Regions from separate parts of the Homo sapiens genome. Here region 2 is linked to region 1. The links are chromatin loops, found by intact Hi-C in ENCODE. Cell type or tissue: MCF 10A. All regions are shown on one strand. Links, peaks and the distances in the headings refer to the core of each region. The heading gives the core; the rest is flanking DNA.

What was found. Peaks named below come from ENCODE experiments on the same cell type or tissue, not always from the same donor. Only the 100,000 strongest peaks of a DNase experiment are listed, where the experiment ranks them.
Region 2: it touches region 1 in a loop (2.8-fold over the local background); 3 of 110 quality-filtered maps call a loop at or near these places.

What each region holds. Positions count from the first base shown.
Region 1 is chr13:37,440,036-37,451,450 of GRCh38, forward strand. All of the region lies in intron 2 of LOC124903159 (a long non-coding RNA gene), which reads left to right. Among named protein-coding and RNA genes, the nearest start is that of LINC01048, 39 kb to the right of the region's middle. In MCF 10A, for the core only: no CTCF peak of the experiment used is centred there; a DNase peak (open chromatin) is centred at 6,646.
Region 2 is chr13:37,587,609-37,598,582 of GRCh38, forward strand. POSTN (periostin) reads right to left here. Exons shown (of 23, transcript NM_006475.3): 2 at 9,576-9,674; 3 at 4,492-4,556; 4 at 2,764-2,921; 5 at 214-378. Among named protein-coding and RNA genes, the nearest start is that of POSTN, 5.7 kb to the right of the region's middle. RefSeq lists an enhancer at 7,380-8,029. In MCF 10A, for the core only: no CTCF peak of the experiment used is centred there; no DNase peak of the experiment used is centred there.

The DNA of each region.
Region 1 (11,415 bases), core at 2,120-10,119:
TTTTGTATATGGTATGAGATAAAGGCCTAATTTCATTTTTCTGCATGTGGGGATCTAGTTTTTCCAGCACTGTTTATTGATTGCTTTGGCCATTTGGGGCTGTGGTCCTTTGTAAATTTTAGTATTTTTTTTTCTTCTGTAAAGAATGCCATTAGGACTTTGATAAGGATTGTATTGAATCTGTAGATCACTTGGGTAGTATGGGCATTTTAATACCATTTATTCTTCCAATTCATAAACATAGGATATCTTTCAACTTATCTATCTTCTTTAATTTCCTTCATCAATGTTTTCTAATTTTCAGTGTAGAAATCTGTCATCTATTTGGTTAAGTTTATTCCTAAATATTTTATTATTTTTGATGCTATCGTGATTGGATTGTTTTCTTAATTTCCCTTTTCAAACAGTTCATTGTTAGTGATTAGAAATGCCACCCATTTTTATGTTGATTTTGTACCCTAAAATTTTGCTGATTGTTTAGTAGTTCTAACAGGTTTTTTTTTTTTTTTGAGTCTTTAGGGTTTTCTACATATATGATCAGATCATGTGCTGAGATAATGTTACTTCTTCCTTTTCCATTTGTATGCCTTTTATCTTTTTTTCTTTCTTTTTTTTTTTTGAGGCAGAGTCTCGCTCTGTCACACAGGCTGGAGTATAGTGGTGCGATCTCGGCTCACTGCAAGCTCCGCCTCACGGGTTCATGCCATTCTCCTGCCTCAGCTTCCTGAGTAGCTGGGACTACAGGCACCCGCCACCACTCCCGGCTAATTTTTTGTATTTTTAGTAGAGACAGGGTTTCACCAGGTTAGCCAGGATGGTCTCAATCTCCTGACCTCGTGATCCCCCCGCCTTGGCCTCCTAAAGTGCTGGGGTTACAGGCGTGAGCCACCGTGCCTGGCCCTTTTATCTTTTTTTCTTGTCTGATTGCTCTGGCCAGGACTTCCAGTGCTATATTGAATAGAAGTGGCAACAGTGGACATCCTTGCCTTGTATGAGATCTTAGAGAAAAAGGTGTCATTTTTTTCCCCATTGATTATAATATTAGCTGTAGGGTTTTTTTTTTAAATATGGCTCTTATTGTGTTGAAGAAATTTTCTTCTATAACTATTTTGCTGAGAGTTTGGGATGTTGAACTTTGTCAAATGCTTTTTCTACACCTATTTGAGGTGATCACGTGGCTTTTGGTCCTTCATTCTGTTACTGTGGTGTATTACATTGATAGATTTGTGTGTATTCAACCATCCTTGCATCCCAAGGATAAATCCCACTTTGTCATAGTATGTAATCCTTTTGATGTGCTGTTGAATCTGATTTGCAACCATTTTATTGGGGATATGTGTTTATTTGGGATATTGGCCTGAAGTTTTCTTTAAGTGTGTTATGTTTCTGCCTTTGGTGTCACAGTGATGCCGGCCTCATGAAATGACTTTGGGAGTGTTTCCTCCTCTGATTTTTGGAAGAGCTTAAGATGGATTGACATTAATTTTTCTTTAAATGTTTGGCAGAATTTAACCATGAAGGCTTTTGGTCTTGGCCTTTTCTTTGTTAGGAGGTTTTAGATGATTGATTCAATAGCCTTAGTAGGTCTGTTCAGATTTTCAAATCTCTTTATGATTCAGTCTTATATGTTTCTAGAAATTTATCCATTTCTTCTAGGTTATCCAACTTGGAATGTAATTTTTTATAATTTTCCCTCTGATCCTTTTTATTCTGAGGCTTCTGCTGTAATGTCTTCTCTTTTATTCCTGATTTTATTTGTCTTTTCTCTTTTTTTCTTAGTATAGTTAAGAGTTTGTTGATTTTGTTTATCTTAAAAAAATACAACACTTAGTTTTGTTTATTTTTCTATTTTCTGTTTGATTTGTTTCTGCCCTATTCTTTATAATTTCTTTTCCTCTGCTAACTTTCGGCTCAGCTTGTTCTTTTTCTTGTTCCTTGAGGTGTGAAATTGGCTTGTTTACTCAATATCTTTCACTTTTCTTTTGACGGAGTTTCGCTCTTGTTGCCCAGGCTAGAGTGCAATGGCACAATCTCAGCTCACCGCAACCTCCACCTCCCAGGTTCAAGTGATTCTTCTGCCTCAGCCTCCCAAGCAGCTGGGATTACAGGCATGTGCCACCACACCCAGATAATTTTTTGTATTTTCAGTAGAGATGGGGTTTCTCCTTGATGGTCAGGCTGGTCTCGAACTCCCAGCCTCAGGTGATGCTGCCTGCCTCGGCCTCCCCAAGTGCTGAGATTACAGGCATGAGCCACCGTGCCTGGCCTAATGTAGGTTTTTATTGTTAGAAACTTTCCTCTTAGTACTGCTTTTGCTGCATTCTATAAGCTTTATTATGTTGTGTTTTCACTTTCCTTGTTCCAAGATATATTAAAATTCCCTTGTCTTAGAAGAATCCTTAAATTAACCATTAGTACCAGTAGACTTTTTTCAAGAAACTTGAGTTAAAACCAAACAAAATATAGTCCATGGAGCAAAAGAGAATGCAGACATATCATGAACAACAGAAAATGTCTTAAAACAGATAAATGCTTGTGATATAATTTTAAATATAAAATAAAGGGGTATATTAAATTTTTGTAAAATATACCAGAACGTTTACTTTGTTTGTATTATGGGATTAGAGTGAAGTGAGTTTTATTTCTCTTTATACTTACTTGTATTTTATATATTTTTTACAATGACCAAATATTTCCAGGAAAAAAATTATAAAATATATTTAACTTCAACCAAATAGTTAGGCTTAGAATATTTATTAAGTGAGCAAATTTTATTTCTCTGAAGAGTTAGTATTACTTTCCTTAAAATACAAAAACAATGGTAAGTACACTTATCATTAATTGGTAAAATTGTATTGGTAAAATACAAAAAGTAATTGTATGGGTAAAATACAAAAACAATGGTAAGTACACTTACCATTAATTGGTGAGTACAGTGGTAAGTATATTTACCATTAAAGGTAAATACACTTAATATAGTGATATGCAATGAAATATTTGTGTTTCTTGTAAGTTTTAGTGTATCTTCTATAAATTATTTTAAGTAGTTCAGGAGTAAAATACATTTGATAGTCCATAACAACATTGTTTGTGGGTACATAAGCAATGGTGAATACAATCATGCAAAACTTCCCAGGCAGTCCTTCTTTTGTTTGCGAAAGCACATTTTGCAACAGTGTATTTCTATTTCAATAGAACATCCTAATCATGGCTTAAAAACAGAAAGTGCTTGAGAAAGCAATTATGTTAGATGAAGAAAACTCAATTCTTAACAGACTTTAGAGCATCTTTTAAATTGTCAATTTTTGATCAGATTCTTAGGGTATTTTCAGGAGGATGGAGGGGGATGCCTTCCTTTGGTGGCGTGGGGTTGGGTACAGGTGAGGGGTGGGTTTAATTCAGGAGTCAAATAGAAAAATCCTGGTTGTTCATGGGGCAACTTGTTTTCCTCTTACCCAACCCCACCCCTTAAGGAACAGATGGAAGTAACATGTCTTACCATTCTTGGGATCTCTACCTAGTGTCTGGGTATTACACTTTGTCAGGCCTCTGGGCAGATGCTGAGTAACAATGCTTAGGAGTATGGTGTTGAACTTTCTGCTAAGGAAGGTGTTATCAATGTGTCAGCACCTTTAATTTGTTTGCTTTCCTTCTGAACAGTTAGCAGAAACACGAGAATAAACCACAATTTTACTTTGTACAGCAACAATGACTTCACTCCCAAAGTTGCATAACTATGCAAATGCAATTCTTCTAAAACACATATTTTAAAAACCATGATGAGTCTCATGTGATGTGATCCTACTTCCCATGATAGAAGTCATTGAAGATGTGTCATTAGGATGTGTGGGAGAAAATGCTTCCTCAAGTCTCCAGGATTTGAGACAAAGTATTGCAGGTTAGATTAACTAAATGAAGATAATGACGGATCTTAGGTATAGCATAGTGGTAATTTTTTTTTTTTGTAGAGATGGGGTCTTGCTATGTTGCCCAGACTGGTCTTGACCTCCTGGATTCAACTGATCCTCCTGCCTCAGCCTCCCAAAGTGCTGGGATTACAGGTGTGAGCCACTGTGCCTGGTCCATAGTGGTAAATTTGTGTGCACATTTGACAATCTTCTTTTGATTAATATCTCCCATTGAACTCCTGCAATGACTTCAGCTGTTTGTCCTTCCTGTATCACTTCATATAGACCCAGTACATTTTAGGCAAGTATCAGGGCCCTGTAAATTTTCGACTCAAGTGATGAATACTTGAATACATAGATGTGGCTCTGACAACTATGAAAATTAACACTTTATTTTAGATACATCTAATTTAGCATAACCCCATGACTGGATTTTGTAATTTGGGACAGTAGATTTGAGGGTTGCCTCTGTGAATAGATTAGATTACCGTTCATGTCCCTCTCAACTCTGAAATTTCATAAGTCTATGGCTAGACACTTAACCCATAAGTCCCTCAAAAAATATTTCAATTGTTTCCTTCTTTCTGTTCTTAGCTTTGGTTTATGCATTAGTAAATAATTAAGATATAAGAATTGTTATAATTTGTTGAGCTGTATGTAATAAAGGACCAAAATAACAGTGGTTTAAATAGATAGACACTTTTTTTCTCATGTAAAGTTAGGATCTAGAATGTTCGGGGCACAACAGTTGCCTGGGACTCAGGCTACTTTGAGATGTCCACAATGCCACCCTTAAGGAGCAATTTTTATTCACCTAATCTACATTTTACCTCCATTCATCACATTCATGATCTAAGCAGGGTAGAAGAAAGGGAGAAAAAGTGGCTAGCACTTTCCCTTAAGGTGTATCTTATAAGTCATTTACATCTTCTCTCCTAACACTCCATTGATCAGAATTTTCCACAGGGTTACAGCTAGTGGCAAATGAGGCTGGTAAGGTTGTCTTCCCTCCCACCCTCCAAATATCCATGTGCTTGGCTTAAATTGGATTTCTATTATTGTTAAAAGAAAGAGTGCTTATTAAAACATGCTTATATGCTTGGGCACAACATCCATCCATCTATCTATCTATCTATCTATCTATCAGTTTTACACACACACACACAGAGACACATACACATATACACAAACAAATTGGTTTTCCAGAAAATCTCATTATTTTTCCCTCTACCACAGTGCAAGGCAGGTTTATTTTCCATATGTCATTTAAAATTTGATTCAATAGAAATTAATTACATGCCTATTTTGAATCAAAACTTAATCTAGTGTTTAAGTATGTTGGCTTTTGTCTTAGATGAGTACAGTGTTGTCAGTTGCCACCTGTGTGATATGAACAAGTTAATCTCCATAAGTTTTCATTTTCTCACCTGAAAATATATGTAATAATATATAACTTGCAGATGTGTTGTTATATTTAAATAATAAAAATTTATATAAAACTCTTAACAGTGTTAGGCACATACAAATAATCAGTAAACCAAGTTTTTAAAAATTTCTTCTTAATTCTTAGGTACTGTGAGAATAAAACATGACTACTTCCATTCCTTTCATTAAATTACTTTATAAGGCATTATGTCATCTGCACTGTAGAGAAGAAAAGAATGAAAGTAAGAAGCAGTCAAGAACTTTTTTAGGCAGGGCACAGTGGCTCATACCTGTAATCCCAGCACTTTGGGAGACCGAGGCGGGTGGATCACCTGAGGTTAAGAGTTCGTGACCAGCCTAGCCAACATGGTGAAACCCCCGTCTGTACTAAAAATACAAATTTAGCCGGGCGTGGTGGTGCATACCTGTAATCCCAGCTACTTGGGAGGCTGAAGCAGGAGAATTGCTAGAACCAACCTGCGAGGCTGAGGTTGCCATGAGCCGAGAGCACGCCATTGCACTCCAGCCTGGGCAAGAAGAGCGAAACTCTGTCTCAAAAAAAAAAAAACTTTTGTAATTCTTACCTAATTATACGACCTGGAGCAAGTCCCTTCTCTTGAGTCTGAGGTTTTTCATCTGAAAAATGGCAACAGTTATAATACATGTTAGAACTTCATGAGTAGCAAATGTCATTATGTTTCTGACATACTTTGAAAACTCTAATACACTTAAGGTGAGCAACGATAAAATAGCTGCTGTTAACTAGTGTTAATTCACACCAAAATTGTGCTGAGATCTTTACGTGTATTATCTCATTTAACCTCTTTAATCATCCTGTAACATATATATTATGAAATCTATTTATCATGAGCAAAAAAAGGACTTAGAGTTCCAAGATCACACCAGTTTGTGGCCAAGAATTCAAACCCAGATATGTTTATGTCCAAAATCAATACTGTAAAATATATTTTATGGTGCTACTAGTAATGAAGTGGTTCAGTGCATGGGAAAAATGTGCTAAGGACAGTGGATACTTTAATTTTGCCAGATCGTAGGGAATGTAGAACTGTGGAAGTCAGGACTGGAGGACAGGCTGGAGACACCATTTGGAAAGTTCTGAATGTAACGGCGAGGATTCAATTTAAATGAGGAAGATATGAGGAACTATGGAAGATTCTTATGAACATTCAAGCTGTGACTTAGAAGGGTTGAAATAGATGAATTAAATACGGGTGGGGAAAAAAAGCAGAGAGATGACTAAGAAGCTGTTTCAGCATTCTGCTATGGACCAGAACTAGGGCGCCGGTCATGGGAATGCTGCACAGTGAGTCTGTGTCTAGGAATGTTCTAGTGCTCACATGCCACTTATTAAGGATGTGTTCAGGAGGAACTTGTTGATGTGCCACTTTAACACTTTAAGGCAACCCTCCCATATCAGCAGCAGGGCACCAAAGGCATACTCCCATCAGTATTCTGGGTTTGCATGAGTTCCTTCTGAGCCAGACTTTTGCCACATTATCCCTACTTGTGACTTATCTCTTATTTCCTCTTGCTTGCTTCAAACCCATCTCTGATTTTGGCACCTTTAGTTTTCTTGGCTTTTGACCTCTGTTTTGCAAAATGTAGGTTTTGTTATTATTATGCAGGTGACCAGATTAGGAGATGGTTGCCATTGAAAAGGTAGTTTGTTACTCACAGTTCCAGGAGGAAGGGGTACACCATGCCACACCTGGCCACCCTGGGGAAGCGCTGGCATCAGGAGGCAGAGGGAGTGAGGGGAAAATGTGGACAAAAGTCTTTATTATGGTTTCCACAGGAAGTGACTGGCAAGGAAGGGCAAACAGGTTTGGTATTGATGAGTTCGAGTAATTTCAGCACGCTATGGGATCTAGGGGCTGTCCCTAGTTGTCTGGTATCTGGGTCTGGGGTGAGTAGGGCAGGCGGGTAGTGGTCCTCAGTGTAAAGGACTAATAAAGAAGGTGGTTGAGATGTGGGCTCTGGATTGGTTACTTGGTATATGAAAGGTGCACTCATAAGCTAGTCTTTTACTATCTCTAAGAATTAACTAGGGTCAGTCTTTCCAGAGTCTGCAAGTCTCCAAGATGTCAAAGCATCAAATATAAAGAAACTAGAAAATGTGGTTATTATATTTTGACCCACTGTTTTTATTCCTAGCTTATAATCAATAGTTTTCTTCTTGACTCATCAAAATCAGACCTACTTACAGATATTTTCTGAGCTTTCTTACTTAGCCAAAGGCATTCATTCTCGTGCATGAGGAGGTGGGGCAAGGCCGTTCCCATAAACAAAGTCCCACATGATGGTAATGGCTACATACCTAGGTCTAAAGTGGTCCAGACAGTGAGAAAAAGAACTTACATGTTTCAGAATGCTGTGACATGACCTGTATGATATGTGGCACTGATCAGTAGTTACCATCAGTGTATGCTGCATTAGAAATCAGGAGAATTGAGCCTACTATCTATGTTGACACTAACTATCTATGTGACTTTAAATCATTTTGCTTCATTGGTTTTCAGTTTTGTCTTTTGTAAAGAAAGAATTGGATTAGGTACTTCTGCAGCTCTTCTAGCTTCAGTATTCTATGATGCTAGCCCATGAAATACATATGCTGCAGTACTTAAATGGATTTCTTTTCATTTCTAACTTGATATGCCAACTAGACAGTCTCTTTTAGCTTTTAGCTGAAAATGTTCTATTATATCCCTCATTCTTCCCTTCAAAAAGAGTACAATGTTAGGGAATTTATTACACTTAACATAACATGTGTTTATGGTTCAGTATGAGAACCCACTATTTTTTCCTCTGCTAAGGTTGGATAAAAAACAGCAGCCTAATCAGTGATTATGAACTCTGAGCTCAGCTTTCCATTTACAAACAGTGAGGCTGAAAGCTATAAACATTCTTACTTCTGCCTGGGAAGAGTTGAATGTTCCAGCAAATGTACATTACACTGGAAAATCCAGGATTAGTTTTCAATGTCTCTGTAACATGTTGTTTCCACAATTACTCCCCACGTTAGCAGAATGTCCTCAAGTTTTTGGAGGGTGCTTTGCCTGGAGCTTGGCAGGACTCATACTGCATCCTCAGAGCTGGATGCTTTCAAATAAAGCTCTCCTGGAAGTAAAAACTTGTTTTGTCCTCATCCACCCTCCCTTGTTTGTTTAGCTTCCTTTGGTGGGAATGAAGTGGGTGAAACAGTCTGTTAACTCGTAAAAGCCTAAGGCATTTGCATTTAAGAAAACAATACATATATTAGTATGTTGGATAAGGAGAGGCAGGGCTGCTTATTTATGCTAGATGAGTAGCAATCTTCAAATTCATATCATAATTTTAATTTATAATTTTTGTCCAAAATGGGACAAAAAAAAAAAAAACGGCAAGGGAGCAGAATGGTGGTGATGGGGAGAAGTAGAAAAAGGGGAAAAAAAGGACCCATTTGAATTCTCAAGAAATAATTATTTGGTAGTGTTTTATTAATTTGAATTATAGGAAAGCTCAATGATATCACTCTTACATGTAGATAGGTTGTAGGGCATCTTTAAGGTCAAGTGTTCAGAAAAGCGAGTTAACAGACTTTTAATGGTGGGCATTTCTTTAGCAGCAGATGTGACCCCATGTTTCTCAATGACCCCAAGGCAAGAGTGATGGGCCCCCATATTTCTCAATGCCCCCAAGGCAAGAGTGATGGGCCCCCATGTTTCTCAATGCCCCCAAGGCAAGAGTGATGGGCCCCCATGTTTCTCAATGCCCCCAAGGCAAGAGTGATGGGCCCCCATGTTTCTCAATGCCCCCAAGGCAAGAGTGATGGGCCCCCATGTTTCTCAATGCCCCCAAGGCAAGAGTGATGGGCCCCCATGTTTCTCAATGCCCCCAAGGCAAGAGTGATGGGCCAGGGGCTAGAGGAAGCTCCAGAAGAAACACAGCCATTGCCCATCTTCCTGGAACATCAGTTCTTCATGGAGAATTATGTTTATATTGAGATAAACATTATGAAAATTTTAAAGTGTCTATATTTAAAACAGAACATAAAATTGAATCAAATTTCCACTGATGACAGGCCGTTTGGAGTTATACTGCATCACCCCCTGAGAGTAAGTATTTATTTTTCTCTGTAGGTAGAAAAATTTAAGAGTCACTGATCTAGACCATCCCCCTTGACTTTAGAGTTTAGGAAATTGTGCCACAGAGATATTAAATTGCCATGGCAACCCAAATCTGTAAACTCTGGTGCTGTTTATTCATACAGGCTGTACCTTCACGGTCCTAGGACGATGGGAACAGCTCCAAACCTTACAATGTCCCATTTTCACATCAAACATGGAAAGCAAAATCTATTTTCCACAAATAACAGGTTTATAAGAGTTTACTGCATCTCATTAGGTCTAATTGGGTCATGTCCTTACAAAACCAATCACCCCTTCTGAGGTAATTATAATGCTTTTCTTGGCTTATGCCCAAATGCTCCATCTCTTCCTGGGATGGAGGTTTACTCAAAGCACGTGGTTAGAAATTAGGGGATGGATTGGTTGCCATCCACTCAGGAAAAAAAATAGGTTATGATCATGAAAGGAAGGGTAACTGGATTCTGGGTGGCAAAAATAAGAGATGTGCACTAATAATACTCTTCTGATGAATAATGATGATAATGATTATTACTATTTTTATCATTTAAAAAACATAGATTTTCATAGTACTGTGGCAGAGGTTGTAATTTGGTAGCCCTTGGGCTGAATTTAACCTGCACCATGTTCTTAAACAGTAAGTTTGAATGCTTTAGAGAGAAGAAGCTTTCCACAATTCACTCTATGTTGCTTCTAGCACCACCACTTCAGTCACACACATTATTCATGGCCTCTGACTATATTCAAGAGGGACACTGTGGAGTCTTCAAGAAGATCATAATTAACTAACAATAATTTTAAGAATGGTTATCCTCCTACAGAAAGAAATCTGATACTCTCTGGCTTTAAGTAATTTCCTACTAACTTCTCCCCGCCCCCCATGACTTTTTATGTATCATGAGTTATTTCTATTTTGAAGTTTCTAAAACTTTTAGCACAAGTTAACAAATGGGCCCATGGGAAAGACTAAAATTTTGTGCCAGAACATTCTCTCATCTCCCATATGTTCACTCCTCATAGCTTTGACGGCTTCCCAGAAAATCTATCTAGTAAATAGTTTTTTTCCCCTACATCCACTAACCTTGAGGTAACACAGAAGATAGCCCTAGTAGGATGTCAACTTGATTTGAGCAATGTTTCTTTTTGCACACAATTATTTCCTCAGCCCCTAGAACAGTACCAGGCATAAAACAAGTGCTCAACATTTATTAAGATAAATGAAAGAGGGACATGTGTCCAGTGCGTGAGTTCCAAAGAAACAATGCACGGATAGTTTTCCTTTTCTACTTTCTTTTCTTCTCAATGTGAAATGTGGCATTGTTTTCTTTCTTGCTCATTTTTCTCTTCAACTAGCACAACTCTCAGAGAGTAACTGCGTAACTGACTTTTCTCCTTGTTGCATGGCACTGACCAATATACCCTGGCCAATCTGGGTTAGTCTGGAGAGGTGAGAGTCATCAATGAGAACTGTGTTCATGACTAAGCGTGCTGGGCCACACTGCACAGTTACACCTTTATTGCAAAATTCAGATATTACGAGGGTTCTAAGACCAGAACAAGTGGTCTCCTGTACATATTTACTGTTGCCTATGTGGTGAATTATTTCAGCATCTGCAAAAAGTTATATCTGTTTATGAATCTGGGCCTTGAATTCCAGGCCTGGAAGTTGGACTTTCAGACAAAGTAAAGGCCTTATTCTTTCTGATGCTTTATTCTCATCTGTTTAATCTAGGTGTGGATTTTGGGGTTCAGAAGCTTGTACCTCTCTCTCAGAAAGTGTTACTTGTTTCTCTGCCCTGTATCCTGATGGTACTTCTTTGTGTTTTTGCCTTTTAGGTTAGTAAACTTGATTCTGTTTACCTAAATTGTGCTATATCTCGTAGTTCCATTAATCCAAGACTACAATTGATATTTTTAATGTAACGGTTGTACAATGT
Region 2 (10,974 bases), core at 2,975-10,974, 150 kb after region 1:
GTTCATGTAATTTGTCCTTTACAATCACTCTTTAGTAGAAATTAATAACCAGATTGGAAATTTACATGCCCTAGATTTGGGGGTAAAGTCATAATATAGCACTTACCTTATTCTCACTAACATTTTATTATTTTTGTGAGCATTATATAAAAAGTATAGACAAAATTAAAGAAGGTATTTTTCATAAGTGTACTTTTTACTGATAAAACTTACCCCATTAGGATAATGGTTAATGAAAAGCCCCAAATTGTTATACATTGAAGGAATAATCATGCCATTTTTTAAGTCCTTGGTCAACATTCTCTTATTAATCATGTGACTATGTAAAGCATTCAGTAATTCAACATTCACGTTGCTCTCCAAACCTCTACGGATATCCTAGGAAAAATTGCAATGATAGAAATTCAATTTATTGTGGAACATTAGTAAAAGTCTTACGATCACCCTATTTCTACTCTCTTGCTATTTTCTCATTTCATTATCAGATGGTCATACAAAATTGACATAAATAACTTAAAATTATATTATTCTAATTGGTTAAGGGATTTTGTAAGTTCAGATACTTACTTAAGGATCCTGAATGTGATACAGTACTTAGAACACAATTTTTAAAGTGAATATGTTGATGAAGAGACAATCTTGATATAAATAATAAAATGATAAGAAAGGGAGATATGAAATTATCACATATTTAAAATACTTTAAATGGCAAACAAAAGAAAACAAAAATGACATTATATTTGTATGCAACACTTAAGTTTTAACAAGGGTTTCATGTTTATTCCATAACAAATTCAAGAATTCAACTGTCCTGTACCTTTTTATCTATCCAACACTATGTGTCATATTATGCTTTACTCAATGCTATGGGAAATATAATGATAAGTAAAGCAAAAAGTCACAACTGTTTATCATATAGCAGCAGGTAAAAGTAGACAGAGTAAGATATAGGACAGAGGGGAAAAATGCTTTCAGGGCTCCAATAAGAAAGAACAGCTATTCGGAAGTAGTTTGGAGATAGACCATGAGATTTAAATGAATAGGAATGGTGTGGTGGTCTTTTAAATCCAGTGCTGAGATAGGGTGAATGCCAAGAGAGCAAAAGTTGTCCAGTTTGGTTAATACACACTTTTATGTTTCTCAGATAATACTAAGAAATTTAGAAGGGTATGTGGGACAATAACGTGGATAACTTTAATGCCCTAAGAGGAGTGAAATAAACTGGCCATAAGGAACCACTGAAGATTTTGTGGCATTGGAATTTAATGATTAGAACCAGGCTTCAGGAAGGTTGAGTGGTAATGTACAGCAGAAATTAGAGTATTAGGGGGATCACTTTAGATGAAACATGAGATGAGGCTAACAGCAGTTTTTAAGAATTGGAGAAAGGGGAGGTAAGGATGGCTTACAAATTTCAAGTCTGAACATTGACACTGGTACTGCCAATTGTGGGGAAAAGACAACAAAAAAAACCAATTATTTATTGGGGGGAAAGAAAATTGCATATGTTTTAGATAACTTTTGTTTAAAGATGCAGATGGTATATCCAAGGATAAATGCTAAGATAAACAATAGAAATATTCTACTGAGGTTCCAAGAAGAAACAAGTCCAAACAACAAGCGTAGGTTTACTGTTTGTATGCACTAAAGTGATAGTTGAAACCATGATAAGTGCATTTAAAGAGCAGAGTCAAGTGCTGGAAGAAATTCTTATAAGTTCCATTCTTTTTATTTTTATTTTTACTTTTTATTATTATACTTTAAGTTTTAGGGTACATGTGCACAACGTGAAGGTTTGTTACATATGTATACATGTGCCATGTTGGTGTGCTGCACCCATTAACTCGTCATTTAGCATTAGGTATATCTCCTAATGCTATCCCTCCCCCCTCCTCCCACCCCACAACAGTCCCTGGTGTGTGATATTCCCCTTGCTGTGTCCATGTGTTCTCATTGCTCAATTCTTTAAGGCAAGGAAGAAGATGAGTCAGCAAAAGGAACTGGAGAGGTGGTTAGAGATGCGGTGAAAGACAACCAGAGGAGCGATTTCTATAATCAAGCAATTAACCACACAGCTAGTGTAGCAAGATAATGCCTACAGATATATACCTACATTTTATTATGTATATTTCACTCTAGTAATAATTATCAATTCATCTCCATATCTAGTAGAAAGTAGGAATGTATTTTTATATCAGTTTTATAGATTCGGAAATTGAGTAATAATTTAAGGCATTGTAAATTAGACTGTGCACAAAAGTCTGAAAATCAAATGTATTTTCACATTTCATTTAACTATCCACATACATGTATACAAATTTGACAACCTGAACATCCATATATATACATATAATTAAACATACGTAATAAAATATTGCTGTATAATACTGCTTATGATAATTTTAAATTTCAGTAGGCTTCTTAACTTACCTTTCTGTTAGACATGTTATCTGAAATTACATACATATCCTCACAAACAAACAGGAAAGAGGAAAGGAGTAAAATAGAATAGTAAGTGCCCTTTTAGCTGATTCTTGATTCCCCTTCTTAAAAAAATTAAAGTATAAGTCTCCTGGAGATTTATTCTATTTACGGATGTATTAAGATATTTTACTTCCCTTAATAACTCATCCCTTTAGGTATTCTCATATATGTACAATAGAAAGATATAAAATTTCTACTAATATCCAAGTTAATAAGTCAGTTAAAATGAAATAACAATAACAGCAAAAAATAAATATATTGATAAAAATAATGAATTACAGAATCCAAGTTGTCCCAAGCCTCATTACTCGGTGCAAAGTAAGTGAAGGATCCCTTTCCCTCGATCTCCTCCCTCAGTTTTGAGGCGTCAGAATAGCGCTGCGTTGTGGTGGCTCCCACGATGCCCAGAGTGCCATAAACATGGTCAATGGGCAAAACTGAAATAATCAAGAAATGAATCAGTACTGGGGATAATATTCTCAGGATATTATTCATAATCATTTAAACTTTATGCTGTGTTTCCCAAGACATTTAGCTAATAATTTTAGCAATACAATTATATGAATAATCATTTTTATATAAAAGTTATCTTTTGAGTGCTAAATAATAAAATGCTACTGAAAAACATTATTTTACATATCCTTTGTGTTGAGGAAAAAAAAATTTAAACTGTCATCCTGGTTTAACATTTAACCTATTTAGATCTCAATCCTGCTATGTCAATAATAATTCAATTATAATTCAATATTATCTGTTATTTAAATCTATCATTTTTATAGATTTGGGTCCCTAAAAATATGTAGGCCTGCTTGTTTTCATTACAATTTCTGGGAGCAAATGATTTAAAATATTCAATCCTTCCAGATTATTTCTCCCGAACGTCAGAAGAAAGATTCATGAATGAATGTCAGCCTGAAGGGATTTATCTGGTAATGTGCAGTCAACTTATTTTTTCTGACCCTATTTATTTGAAAATTAGTATAATTTGATTAATAGCATAGAATCAATGGTTATTAAATTTGTGAATATCCTTAGATTTGGTGACACAACTATTAAGTATAAAACCAGGATTTTAAAAGACCCTAAAAAGATGGAGAAATTGAGTCAAAATGAACAAGGTTAAATTTAACAAGGTTCCATGTAATTCCTATGCCTAAATTGAGAAAAACAAATCCTAGAGACCTGACTTAATAGTGTATGTAAAAAAAACTGTAATCAATTTTAATTGATTCTAAATTCAATATAAGCTAATGATGTAACATGGTTACCAATGACATTATCCAAAGTGCAAGGTGTCCCCAAATCAGGTACTTATCTTGGTATTGTCTTAAATGCTCAGACCCACATGGATGGACTTTAAATATCAGTCTAGGTTTGTATTCAGAAGAAAGATTACTGGACTAGAGACTTTCTGTGGGTTGGTGTTATAATGGGGAGGGCTTCAAAGTCTGTGTCATATTAAAAGAATTGGGGATGGTTAGCCAGAGAATAGAAGACTTTATTCAAGAAGAGAAGGTAGCTGGAGGAAAGGTGTGGTGATTGGCATGAAATATCTGAATGGCTGCCATTTCAAAGAGGAAATAGATGAGCTATTTTTTTTTTCTCTAGTTGGCAGAAGTAGAGGAAACCAAATTTCAATATAAAGAATATTATAAAATCAGAGCTGTTCAACTAGAGAAGATGAAGTTTTGCCAAGTAGTTGAGTTCCATGTTCCTAGACAAGTTCAAAGAACAGGATTTTGTAAAGAGTTTTGTTCCTGAAGGGAAGCTGAACTAATTTAAATTTGTGACTAAGTTTCTGTTGTATTGCCCAGCATCCAGTGCATGAGAAATATGCTCTTATATTTTATCATTCATAAATTCATGATTAACACAAAAATAGGAGGGATATATCTTGGATTTAGGATGGTGCTGAATACACACATACACAATTGGCTTCTCCACAAGCCACCTCAACCCTTTCTTTGCATATAATTCCTTATTTAATTCAAAAAATTGAGATTTTACCTGCTGGGCAGCCTTTCATTCCTTCCATTCTCATATAACCAGGGCAACATTCATATAACACAGTCCTGTACATAGGAAGAAAATTAATATTAAAATGAGAAACTAAATAGGATACATTTTTACATAAATTTGACAAAATATTTCACTTATTGACTTGATTTGTTGAGGTTCTAAAAATCAGGTTTTTTTTCCCCCCTGATTTTTTCTTTTTTCTTTTGAGACGGAGTCTCGCTCTGTCGCCCAGGCTGGAGTGCAGTGGCGCGATCTGGGTTCACTGCAAGCTCCGCCTCTCGGGTTCACGCCATTCTCCTGCCTCAACCTCCCGAGTAGCTGGGACTACAGGCGCCTACCACCACGCCTGGCTAATTTTTTGTATTTTTAGTAGAGATGGGGTTTCGCCGTGCTAGCCAGGATGGTCTCAATTTCCTGACCTCATGATCCGCCCACCTGGGCCTCCCAAAGTGTTGGGATTACAGGCATGAGCCACTGCGCCCGGCCGATTTTTTCTATATTTCTATGAGTTTGATTTCTCACTACAGTCTCATGTTACTATAGAAAAGTTCCATAATGTTGATCCAGAAGAACGACATTTGGGTCCTAGTTCTACTACTTGGTTGACATGTGAACCTTGAGCAAGTCATTTAATCAATAGGAGTCCCTGTTTCCCCAAGCATTTAACATGAATATAGTAGCTATAATATCTACTCACAGAGTAATTGTGAATCTCAAATGAAATAATGCTTTTGAAATCATTTTGTAAACTAAAAATGGCTAGAAATCTGCTTTAATATAATTGGAAACATAAGAAAATACATTGACCCATTGGAGTCCGTAACATGCTATCTCATTGCTAGATAAAATAATGCCATATTTGGTTTGAATTGTTGGTAGGATTATTAATTGTATTATATTATATATAAACTTTAAAATCTTTTTATTTTTGTAAAATTTGATAAAAATAATCTAAGTAAGTTTATTTTAATATTAGAGTTTAGTATTCAAGAAAGTGGCATCCTGTTTAAAGTTAACGAAGTGTGTTAAGTTCTATAGGCAATAATTAAGGTAACAGACCAGAAAATTCAAGATATCACGATATACAAAAAATAAGTTTATCTAATTTACTATATTTTGAGGGAAAATAATAATTTAAAATTATATATAATTGCTTACAAAATAAAAACTGATTATATTAATGTATAATTATATTATTAATATTATAATATAATCCTAATTTTTATTTTTTCGCATTTCATAGAATATTTTCTGGACTTCATCATCTAACATAGGTAGCCTATTTTAACTCAAATTTTACATAGTTACTTATGTTTCCTTTCAAAAGAAATATAAAGGTACATGTACCAAACAATTAGAAATAGGGGGATTATTACAAGTAAAAAATAAATGCACATCGTTTTGTAATTTTTAATTGATAAATATCATGTCAAACAGATTATGACAATTATAGATTAATTATTTTGCAATTCACTAATTAAACATGAATCAGCTTATTCAAATGCTATTTCTTTTCTGGCTTTTTATCCAGTTGTCTTAATTGTATTCAAGAAGTATGAATGAATAAAATAATTTAGACATGAAAGAGATCGCCAAGTATAAGAATAAAATCTTTTTTTAGTATGATAAAAATGATAAAAGCAAACTATCAAGAAGCAAAAATTTTAATGATATAAAAGATGATTTTATAGAGTTGAATAAAAGTAAATAAATGTTTTCAAATTGAACCCTGCTACACTAAGTAATTATCTAGGATTTGTAGTCTGGTTTATAACCTTGGATCCTCATTCTTTATTTGTTAATAAAAAATTCCTGGCATGAAATATTGGCTTAAGAATAATAGATAGCTAAAAATACAGACAAAATTAAATGGGAAATACCCACTTCAAGTTATTCTCTAATTTTAATATAGTTTGAAGAATAGTTGGTATTGGAAACATATAAAAGGTATATAGGAGCCTTATGCAAATCATAATAGAGCCTCTAAATAATTTTATTTACATGAGCTCTTGTAAATAAATCTAATTATTGGATGTCAAAAGATTGATTAACAATTGCTTATATATTAGCTTTAGCATATGTTGTAAACAATTTAAAAAATGAGATACAAATGTGCTTAGTCCATAGATTGATAATACTTACTTGAAGTAAAATAGTGAATAGAAAAGGAAATTTAACAAAAAATTATTATTAGCAAATGCTAATATGACAAGGGTCAGTCATAATGTAGAGAATTAATGCAGTAGATGAGATAAAATTCCAGCAGTTCATTGTAATATCATCAGATAATTGAACAATGTGGTTATCTCTGAGCGGATATTTTGAAAAGAAAAAAAAAGCAGTTTTTTTCAGAAGAACATTTATGCTACCCAAAACTCAATGTTCCCATATGGTCAGTAGGGCAAAACAAGAGTAAAAAAAATATTGCTATACATAGCTCTAAACATGAGAAATTTATTTTTGTTTTCAGAATAGTATCTAACATTTCATGAGATGCCAGCTAAAAATATCACAGACATTCTCTAGAGGAAGTTTCCAGAATACTATATTACTAGACCAATATATATTTTGGACAATATCTTGACCCTAGGAAGCTTCACGTTTTTCATTAGGCCTGCTCAGTTTACTTTTCTCAAATCCCCAGAGCAACTGTCAGCTGAAAGGCAAACATTTCTGTCATCTGATCATAAAGTCCTGATGATATCTCTGGAAATTTCAGCAGAAGCAAGCAGATGGCAGACCAGTCAGTCTTCCTGTCAATAGTATTGATTTCTTTGGTTATTTGAAATTAGCATTTACATTTATTTCAGTGCCCAGACGTAACTATGTTTTTGAAAATGAATCTACTTTAGAAAAATAAGCTAATACAATTGAACAAAGGAGACACTGTTACATTTCTGGTTAAAAAAAAAAAAAGCCAGGCTTCAAAGTAGTGATTTTTTTTTTTTTAATGGAAAGCAAGAAAGAATTTTGGCATAGCCTCTGTACAAGCCTTGACATCTCTCATATATTTAGATGGTTAAAGTAAATTTATGGCATTCTTCTCTATCTTCTAGGAAGGATGTAATAAGCATTCTCCCTAACATTTCAGGGTGAAGGTCCTTTCTTATCTAGTTAAGTGTGCATTTCAAATATGCTTCATGGTATCCAAGAATATAAATAACAAAGAGGAAAACTCAGAGCCTTAGAGTCCCTACTGGGGCCTAGCTTGCAGCATGGCAGAGATCATTGTAACAACTGATTGCATTATAATTGTGTGAATGACTCACAAGTCTAGCAGAAGTCTGCACAATAATAGGAATAATGTTCAGGTCAAAAGATAACATCATGTTGAAACTCTATTAAGCCAATGAGCAGGAGATGGTCAGCAAAGTCCTCTGGTGCCCTAGACTTGGTTACCATGTGGAGATGCAACCCAGCTAAGCTTAAATGCCTTGTATACATGGTTCTTACTTAGAAATAAAGACAATCTTGTGCATTTCAAATAGGCATCTGGTCACAACTTCCTTTCCTGTCTACATCTATGCATTTGTTTAAAAGAGTTTAATTTTAAGAACAATTGATATTATGCATTATGGTTACTTAGTAATTTCACATTTATCAATTCATTTTATTTTCTCAGAAACTCTATAATATAGCTATTAAATCCATGTTTTACAGGTAAGTCTACAAGAAGTTAAGTGATTCCATATTTAGTATCTTTTTTTTTTTTTTTTTGAGACAGAGTCTCACTCTGTTGCCCACTCGGGAGTGCAGTGGTGCCATCTCGGCTCACTGCAACCTCCACCTCCTAGGTTCAAGCGATTCTCCTGCCTCAGCCTCCCAAATAGGTGCCTGCCACCACATCCGGCTAATTTTTGTATTTTTTTTTACTAGAGATGGGGTTCACCATGTTGGCCAGGCTGGTCTCGAACTCCTGGCCACAAGTGATCCACCTGTCTCAGCCCCCCCAAAGTGCTGGGATTACAGGTGTGAGCCACCACTCCTGGCCCATGTTTAGGATTTATACCAATATTATTAACTTAGAAATAAGTTTCTAATAAATTATTCCACCCGAACTTAGGGTAACTGAATTTTAATGCTGATGTATTAAGCAGGTTCTTCCTGGGGTCTTTTGATTCTCAAGGGATCCTTCACTGAGGGTGGACTTCAAATTAATAGGAAGCAGGAAGGAGCCACTTGCACTGTTTTCTTGACTGGGGATGACACCTAAACCTTTCTGATTGCATTACTTGCCCTATTTATGACTGGTCTCCCTCATTGTAAAATAAAGACTTTGGATCACAGGAGTGGTTCTTGACCTTAATAAGTCCAGAGTGTTTATTACTTTTTTCCACCAATATTTATTGGTAAAATAAACCAGAAGGCATGTCTATTAAGTAATAAATAATGCTTTCAAATTTTAAGCTAATCAGTGAAACATATGTTAAAACATAATCATCCTTTGGGCTATTGAGATATTAACTATAATGATGAGCTTCCGTTATCACCTTGTGGACCTCTGGGGATGGAGCATCTTGAACGGAGAATCACTGGATTAAATAAAGAGATAAAACTCAAGTATTTTTTAACTTTAAACTTTGATGAAAACTCTCCGGTAAACTGGAATACTTTAGACAATTTCCAAATGACTAGAGACAAACATTAACTTTTTGCCTCAGAAACTCTGATATTTTAAATCAGTTTGTTTTTCTGGCCCACTTTTTTATAAAATGAGGAAACTAAGTCACAGAGGTTAAGTGACTTGCCTAAGATAAAAGAGGGCCAAACCAGGAGTAGAAACAACATCATTTACTCACACGGATTCTATACCCAATCCTGAGCCATGTGATCTGCTTCCTTCTGGCCTCCATGTCACATGGATTCAGGAAGAAATCTGAGTTCTAATAGTAATATTGGAGATGCAGGGAGAACTTCTTTATTCACGTATGTATTCCTTTCTTTTCTTTAAATAACTCTCACAATTTTGGTCAGTATTTTCAAGAAGAATGGTGTGTACACCCAGGGGAAGGCATATACATCATGATGTTGTTTTTGGAACTGACATATTATGAAAAAAAAAAGAGACTTACGTTTTCTGTCCACAGATGGACTTTTTATACCAGTTCTTACAAGTGCTGAAGTATTTCTTTTTGGTGCCCAAAATCTGTTGAAGGGCACAGACATTTGGGCTGGAGGATAGAGGGAAAGGAAAAAAGTTAATGTCCTAATAATGACTAGTTTTTCGTATCTAAAGATTGGTTGATAGAAGAAAATGTTGAGATGTGGATTTGATATCCAAAGACATGATTCTAGCCTTGCACAAATCTAATTATTGACACAATCCTACTGAATTGTTGAAAAACCGAAAGTCTACAGGAGGTGGCAGGGAGAGAGAGAAAAATTATACATTTCTGAGAGTAAAATACAAGCTTTTCAAAAAGTTAACCAACTAGGACTATTCAAACAGTATGAACGTAATTTTATTTCTATGTGCCTTATTACTTTTAATGGTAGATAATCTACTGACCCTTTTTAAACCAAGCATGTGCTCATTTGGAGGATGGCCATAACTTCAGGGCTCTCTGGAACAATGAGAGGTCAGAGAGCAAAAGAGACAAGGTTTATTATGTACACAGACACTATACTCTGTAATTTTCTAGGTAAGTAATCACAGAAGTAAATGTGCTAAAATTAACTTTGAAACAATATGGTTGCACAAAGGAGAATTTATCTTTTTGAATGGAAGTAACAGATCAGAACATCCTCTGTCACAATTTTAAGGTTCCCCTTCCCCTCTTAAAGGGACAGAAGTCTTTTTTCACTGTAAGTCAAAGAAGCTTGTGAACATTATGAAAATTCCTGTGAGGCATAGGAAGAAGTGCCAAGATCCGCTTAAAAAATTATAAATGGTTGGATAAGTTACAAAATTATGTGTAATTTTAAAAATGCTTAGTTGTAGTTGCATTAGTTCTATAAAATATAAATTACCTTTGCAAATTTTACAGAATTCAGAGTTTAAAAGTAACTTAAATGCTTCAAAGAATTCAGAGAACTAGTTACATTACCCAGTATTTAACCTTCATATGTAATTTAAATAAAATTTTCTCTAACATCATGTGAGATATTTCAATGCTGTTTGCATACATATGATAGTTCCTAACAATAGATTTTTTAATTTTGAAAACTCAATTTCAGATTTTTGGAAGAAAATAAAAACATAAATAAATGGAATTATAAAAGAATGCCCAGCTAAATTGTGTTAATTAGATTAGAATTATATAACATTTCATAAGAAAGCAATTATATTCAAGGTATTTAGAGAGCAATTAAGTCTTAAAGCTTAAAAGTGCATAGATAAATCACAGAATACTCACATTTTCCTTTTTTTCCTATTACTTTATAATAATTAGGAAAAAAAACCCTGAGGCATATATGAGAAACTTTATGCATACTTGAACATCTAACAAGCTGAGGAAAAAGAAAAATGGT